2 separate regions of the Homo sapiens genome follow, and region 2 is linked to region 1. The links are chromatin contacts, found by Hi-C or POLR2A ChIA-PET in ENCODE. All regions are on one chromosome and are shown on one strand. The core of a region is the stretch at or near the end of the contact, and the rest is flanking DNA. Distances in the headings are between cores, read along the strand shown. Region 1 holds the start of GBF1 (golgi brefeldin A resistant guanine nucleotide exchange factor 1). Region 2 holds the start of PCGF6 (polycomb group ring finger 6).

The links. A loop is a pair of places that touch in the nucleus more often than their neighbours do. ChIA-PET counts read pairs that join two places held with the same protein, here RNA polymerase II (POLR2A). Pooled maps may share reads with other maps.
Region 2: a pooled map shows a loop between it and region 1 (4-fold over the local background). The contact joins the promoter of PCGF6 here to the promoter of GBF1 in region 1. A Hi-C loop is called at or near these places in 1 of 168 maps with a recorded cell type or tissue (CD8-positive, alpha-beta T cell) and 7 of 50 pooled maps. POLR2A ChIA-PET finds 5 or more read pairs at or near these places in 2 of 52 experiments (A673 and naive thymus-derived CD8-positive, alpha-beta T cell).

The regions. Positions count from the first base shown.
Region 1 is chr10:102,243,417-102,247,221 of GRCh38, reverse strand. It overlaps GBF1 (golgi brefeldin A resistant guanine nucleotide exchange factor 1), which reads right to left and starts at 1,690. Exons shown (of 40, transcript NM_001377137.1): 1 at 1,441-1,690. RefSeq lists enhancers at 1,233-1,682, 1,883-1,942.
Region 2 is chr10:103,349,433-103,352,828 of GRCh38, reverse strand. PCGF6 (polycomb group ring finger 6) reads left to right here and starts at 1,689. Exons shown (of 10, transcript NM_001011663.2): 1 at 1,689-2,122. The coding sequence starts at 1,763. RefSeq lists a silencer at 1,561-1,790 and an enhancer at 1,956-2,461.

The DNA of each region.
Region 1 (3,805 bases), core at 441-2,940:
CATAAGGACAAAGGTAGGAAAAATTGAGTTAGTCATTCCAAGATCCTAAATAGTTTTCTCTTCTGACACTATGAGGTTTTGATCCTCCTTGTTACTACCTCATCATGCAAAAGTGCAAAGTGTTCCTGACTGCCAGGGCCAAAAGCAGGCCACAAGTCCTGATCACATACTGAAACTAATCCCAGATAGAGATAACGTTTATTGAGTGCCCACTACATACCAAAAGGTATTAGGTTGATCCTGCTCTTAACCTACTACATGCTCTAGCTAGGCCACTGCACATACATGCTACTACTTTTAAGAAGTGCATTAACTGAGCAGTCCCAAAGCAGACCTTTCCATTTGTATCCTCCACAGGGCCTAGAGTGCCTTTTATACCTGAATTAATGCACAAGTTTCCACATTGTGCATTAAAAAACACCATCTACACTATTCCTTATTTCTAAAAGCATTCGTTACCCTTGGTGGACTTTTATAGCTTTACAACACAGCAGTTTATCAAAGGTCATCACAGTGCCATAAACTACTCTCTAGGGTTATGTTCCATCATTCACTCTGGGGCTCTGACCCTACAATTGGCTGAAAATCTCTCATGACTCTTTTTGCCCACTAAACATAATAGGCCGACAATACCAAACTTTGCCAGTATTCAAATATCTCTCTCTGCTGTCAGTCAAATATGTCATAATAGAGTGGTTTCCTTATGATTAAGCCTCATCTCCTTAGTGAAGATCTGAGAGAAAAATGTCAACAAAAACATACACTACAAAAGAATGCCTGTGAAAGATTGTATAAAGGAACAAACAGGCCCAGAAGATAAGTATAGTGTTTACATACAGACCCAGACTGGCAGCTGAGCTGTCCTGTAAGAGGGAAGCCTTCTCATAGCCCAGTTCCCTGCGCTGCTATAACCTCAAGCCTTCCACACGTCCCTCTGCTGACAACCTGATTCTAGGGTGCACTAGTTCATCATTATTAATGAAGCAGTTCCTTTGTATTAGTGAGGCAATCACAAAGAAGTAGACGCTGTACAGAATCTAGAGAGACTTTCACATCTAAAGTCTGAAAACCCATAAAAGTAGACACAATGCTCCTTAGGTTTGCTTTCAGCTTTTGAGTACTGGGCTCTTCAGGATGCAGAAAGCGCTGGAAAGGAGAAGCTAAATACTAGGTCAAGCCTGGGAAAACAGAAGATTTGGGCACCTGCAAAGGATCAGTAATGAGAGCAGAAATCGCCCCTCCTGCGGCAGAGGCATGACCTTTGCCCCTGCATACCTCCCTGTTCCCTCCCACAACAACCCTTCCCTCGTCTTATTCCTGTCCGCTGCGTCCTTAGCCCACCTTGGCTCGCCCAATTTAAGGGCCCTTCCCACTAATTCCCTATTGCGATGTCAGGGCGGCCTTCACGACACCGGAACTCTAGGAAGAGACTTCGCTGACCTGTCAGCGGATCCAAAATGGCGGGGCCTAGTCCCAGGACCGGCAGCCGCTGCTCATGTCCAGCCCGCACCCCGGAGGCGTCTCCGAGCAGCTCTCCCGGCTCTGGTAGCAGATGGGAGAAGAGAAGGAGCCTGTTTCCTGGAAATTGAGGCCGAAGTCAGGGTGGGACTGCACAGTCCGCCAGGATGAGTCGTCCGGGACGGGCAGTAGAGCCGGGTACCTTCCCTGTCAGCTCACTGACGTGGTAACTAGCCTCAGTCTAGCCCGCTGCCTGGTAACTGCGCGAGCCCTGCCGCGCGCAGCCAATCATAGCTTTGCACCGTGAAAAGTAGCATTCCGACTATCCAATCGAATAAAGGAAATTGGCTTCAGGAGGCGGGTAGTGCCTAAAGAAGCGCGATTACAAGGGAAAGAAAGGGTATGTTAGGGGACAACCAACGGATACGAGTACTCTCTGAGTGACAGTTTAAAAAACCAATAAAAAATGAGGAACTGGGCTGGGCGGCTAGAGAGGTGGAGTTAGGTAGAGTTCGGTTGCAGTGCGCGGTTTGGCAGTGGCTGCTGGGCATTATGGGGAAAAAGGCTACAATTGGCTGGAAAGGGGCGGGGTCCGCTTTGAGAACTTGAGCGGGCATCCCTACTCCCCTGTCCACGTATTATCAAAGTTACCTGGGCCAAGACCATGCCCCTTGAGGAATCACTCCTTTTCGAGGCAGCTCTGGGCTCCCTTCATTCTAAAAACAAGTCCAGCGATCTATTCCACACCCTGCTCTCCTCGCCCTCTTGTCCACCTTCCCTGTCGTGGCTTCTCACAGTTATGTCTGTCACGTCCCAACTCTGTTTCAGCGTCCTCTGCCCCACTCCCATCATCCAGAAATAGAGAAAATGGGACGTAGCAGAAGCCCTGGATATCTAATTTAAGTCTCTTCATTTTACATTATAGGAAACAGCCCCAGGGTGGAAGGCTGGGCCCATGTTCACATAATTAGTAAATAGCAGAGCAGAGAGACGAACCCCTGGGTCTCCTCACCCCCAGGCCAACTCTTTTCATCGCCTTTTGTCACCTCTTATGCCTTAGTATATCGGGCTTTGACTCCCGGTCTGCCTTTCATACCAAGCCTTTGACGGGCCTTATCCACCAGGCTAAATACGCAGCTTAGCCCACCTCATCAGTGATAGGAAACAGAAGTCTTTCTTGTTTGCCTTAGAAACGCTAAGGGGCCTGAGGGTTGGATGCCCACCTGTTTTCACTGTCTTGCCCCCAGCTGCCTCCTCCCCTTGCAAGAGATGATAGAGGTTACTAAGCTATTTAGAATTACCTGTATTACCTGGAAGTGAGAATGCGTGAGAAGAGGACAAGAGGATGGGTTTTCTCCTAGGAGACTGAATCATGAAATTCCCAGCCTATTTGGGACACTAGAGCCCCAGTGTCCCTGCAGACCTGGAGAAGCTGCTGGGAGGCAGTGAAAAAAAAATACCTAATTCTTTCCATACATCCTCCCAATTATGGACGACCCAAGTCCAGGGAAGCTCTATAACTAACCACATAGGAAAGTAGTCTCAAAACCAGACATCCAAAGACCATCCGTGTGCTACGATGCGCTATTTTTTTGTTTTGTTTTGTTTTTTTGTCTTTTGTTTGTTTGTTTGTTTTGAGAGAGTCTTGCTTTGTCATCCAGGATGGAGTGCAGTGCTGTGATCTTGGCTCACTGCAACCTCCACCTCCTGGGTTCAAGTGATTCTCCTGCCTCAGCCTCCCAAGTAGCTGGGATTACAGGCATCTGCCACCACACCAGGCTAATTTTTGTATTTTTAGTAGAGATGGGGTTTCACCATGTTGGACAGGCTGGTCTCGAACTCCTGACCTCAGGTGATCCACCCGCCTCAGCCTCCCAAAGTGTTGAGATTACAGGTGTGAGCCACCACACCTGGCCACGATGCTCTAGTGTAAAGCACCCATCAGATATCAGACGTGAAGAACCCCTCAGTAACTTCCTACACCTGCACATTGGGCTTCTGGTCGGTGGGTCCAGCTGAGGATCTAGCCTCTATCACCCAAAGAGAGTCAGGGAAAGAGGATATACCATCATAGCACCTCTTTCCACATTACCTCAAAGCCATTTTCCTCTTCATTTGAAAACTGAGAGTTGGTGTCCTGGGCCTGTCTCAGATTGAGAGGTCCTGGAAAGCCGATTGGAAAATCCTCTAAGTGGGCCAAAAATTTCTGCTCGCCAATATCTACTTCTACATACCTCCAGAAATTCATCATTCTAAAAGCATGTGATTGTGCAATAGAGATGGGGAGGAGAGAGATGACAATTCCCTAGTCCCTCCTAACCACTAATCATCATCTTACCAGGCAGAA
Region 2 (3,396 bases), core at 440-2,939, 1.1 Mb before region 1:
TTACAGGCATGAGCCACCTCGCTTGGCCATATTTTTAAAATTTATTTTTTTTTTGAGATGGAGTCTTGCTCTTGTTGCCCAGGCTGGAGTGCAGTGGTGTGATCTCGGCTCACCGCAACCTCCACCTCGTCTGTGTTCAAGTGATTCTCCTGCCTCAGCCTCTCGAGTAGCTGGGATTACAGGCATGCGCCACCATGCCCGGCTAATTTTGTATTTTTAGTAGAGATGGGGTTTCTCCATGTTGGTCAGGCTGGTCTCTAACTCCCAACCTCAGGCAATCCGCTTGCCTCAGCCTCCCAAAGTGCTGGGATTACAGGCGGGAGCCACTGTGCCTGGTCACATTCAGCTCTTAAATGTGACTTTGCCAGGCATTATTTGATTAGGAGCATTTGACTTCCCGAATCTTTCTTGCAGGCATCGTGACATTAGCTGGCATTATCTTAGCAAGGATAATGGTTTTTTTGTTTTTTGTTTTGTTTTGTTTTGTTTTGTTTTGTTTTGAGATGGAGTCTCACTCTGTAGCCCAGGCTGGAGTGCAGTGGCACGATCTTAGCTCACTGCAAGCTCCGCCTCCTGGGCTCAAGTGATTCTTCTGCCTTAGCCTCCCAAGTAGCTGGGATTACAGGCACGCGCCACCATGCCCAGCTAATTTTTGTATTTTTAGTAGAGACGGGGTTTCACCATGTTGGCTAGGCTGGTCTTGAACTCCTGACCTCATGATCTGCGCGCCTCGGCCTCCCAAAGTGCTGGGATTACAGGTGTGAGCCACCGCGCCCGGACTAGCAAGAATAATGTTAAGCCAACTCCAAACCTCTCTTAATAAAATTGGGCAATGGGGTGGGTTGTACCTGGGTGGGTCTGAGTTTCTGCTACAGTAGGCCCTCAATAAATGTTTGTTGGGCCCGGCGCCCTGGCTCAGGCCTGTAACCCAACACTTTGGGAGGCTGAGGCGGGTGGATCACCTGAGATCAGAAGTTTGAGACTAGCCTGGTCAACATGGTGAAACCCTGTCTCTACTGAAAATACAAAAGTTAGCTGGGCGTGGTGGCAGGCGCCAGTAGTCCCAGCTGCTTGGGAGCCTGAGGCAGAATCGCTTGGACCCGGGAGGCGGAGGTTGCAAGTGAGCGCCACTGCACTCCTGCCTGAGCGACAAGAGCGAAACTGTCTCAAAAAAAAAAAAAAAAAGCTTTTCGAATTCAATATAATGGGCTTTATGGGATGGGGTGACATGGATGATCTTTGAGTAGTGATTAGATTTTCACCTTGTATCAATACACTATATAATTCCTTAAAATAAATAAACGTACATACTTCAGAACAGGAACTTTATACTTCCTAAGGGAAATAATCTTGGATGGAGGTGATTTGCCACAGAGGAAATGCATAATTGGTACTCAAGTGGAAATGATTATTATTTGTGATGCAACGTCACATGCTACCTAGTTCAGTGCTCTGTGAATTAGGTGATGCAAACAGAATATTGTTGCTTGGAACGGTAGCAATTTTGCTGTTTTTAAAAGGCGGCGAAGAGAGCGTCCCCTTCCAAGGAGAAAATCTGGTGAGATTCCTTTAAAGTGCGGCCCGCGCGCCCCGCAGCCTGCCCCGGAGCTGCAGGGTTTGCGCCCCGCGGAGGTGAGGGCCGCTAAACCACATTTCCCGGCGAGCCCCTCAGGCTGCCGCGCCTGCGCAGTGGTGGCGTCCGAGGCCGGCCGAACTCCCGCGCTCTCCCGCCGCCTCGCCTCGCCTGGTGTCTCTCCCGACCATGGAGGGGGTCGCGGTGGTGACGGCGGGCAGCGTAGGCGCTGCCAAAACCGAGGGAGCTGCAGCCTTGCCGCCTCCGCCTCCTGTCTCCCCGCCCGCCCTCACCCCTGCACCCGCAGCGGGTGAGGAGGGACCGGCGCCTCTGTCTGAGACGGGGGCTCCCGGCTGCTCCGGCTCCCGGCCCCCTGAGCTGGAGCCGGAGCGCAGCCTGGGCCGCTTCAGAGGCCGCTTCGAGGACGAGGACGAGGAGTTGGAAGAAGAAGAGGAGCTGGAGGAGGAAGAAGAGGAGGAGGAGGAGGACATGAGTCACTTCTCGTTGAGGCTGGAGGGAGGCCGGCAGGACTCGGAGGACGAGGAGGAGGTATTTAGAGCCCCCGCGCGACCCCGCTGGGCCCAAGCGGCGTCAGGGACGTAGCTGGCCCTCGTCTGCCGGGCGCCGGCCCGATCCTAGTGCGCCGCCGCCGCGCGGAGCACTGGAGCGGACCTCCCCCGACCTCTGCCCCGGCTGCCTAGGCGTGTGGCGCCGACAGGCCTCCGGCCCGGCCTGGGTCTTTACCCGCTTATTTTGTGAAGTTCTTGCAGGTCACTTAGGCTCTGCGAGTCCAACTCATTCGTTCTGTTAATAATTATAATTATTTTGAGACAGGGTCTCCCAGGCTGGAGTGCAGTGGCGCGACCATGGCTCACTGCAGCCTCCAACTCCTGGCCTCAGGCGATCCTCCCGCCTCAGCCTCCGGAGTAGCTGGGACTACAGGCACGCGCCACCACGCCGGGCTAATTAAACATTTTTTTTTTTTTTTGTAGCGAGGAGGGCTCCCTATGTTCCCAGGCTGTTCTCGAACTCCTGGGTTCAAGAGATTCTCCCTCTCTGGCCTTCCGAAAGATTACATGCGTGAGCCACGTTGCCTGTCCTGTATAATTATTGAAGCTACTGCTTACTAGGCAGTAAAGATCCTTTTGTTTTGTTTTGTTTTGTTTTGTTTTTGAGACGGAGTCTCGCTCTGTCGCCCAGGCTGGAGTGCAGTGGCGCGATCTCGGCTCACTGCAACCTCCGCCTCCCAGGTTCAAGCGATTCTCCAGCCTCAGCCTTTAGAGTAGCTGGGACTACAAGGCGCCCGCCACCACGCCCGGCTTATTTTTTGTATTTTTAGTAGAGACGGGGTTTCACCGTGTTAGCCAGGATGGTCTCGATCTCCTGACCTCGTGATCCGCCCGCCTCGGCCTCCCAAAGTGCTGGGATTACAGGCGTGAGCCACTGCGCCCAGCGTAAAGATCCTTTTGAAACAATAATTTGGCTGGGCGCGGTGTGGCTCACGCCTATAATCCCCGCACTTTGGGAGGCCGAGGCAGGCGAAACACGAGGTCAGGAGTTCAGCCTGACCAAAGCGGTGAAACCCCTTCTCTACTGAAAATACAAAAAGTAGCGGGGCGTGGTGGCACGCGCCTGTAATCTCAGCTACTCAGGAGGCTGAGGTAGGAGAATCACTTGAATCTGGGAGGCGGAGGTTGCAGTGAGCCGAGATCTTGCCGCTGCACTCCAGTCTGGGCGACAGAGGCAGACTCCCTCTCAAAAAAAAAAAAAAAAAAACGGAAAGAAAGAAACAATAATTTATATTGTGTTATTATTGTAACTTT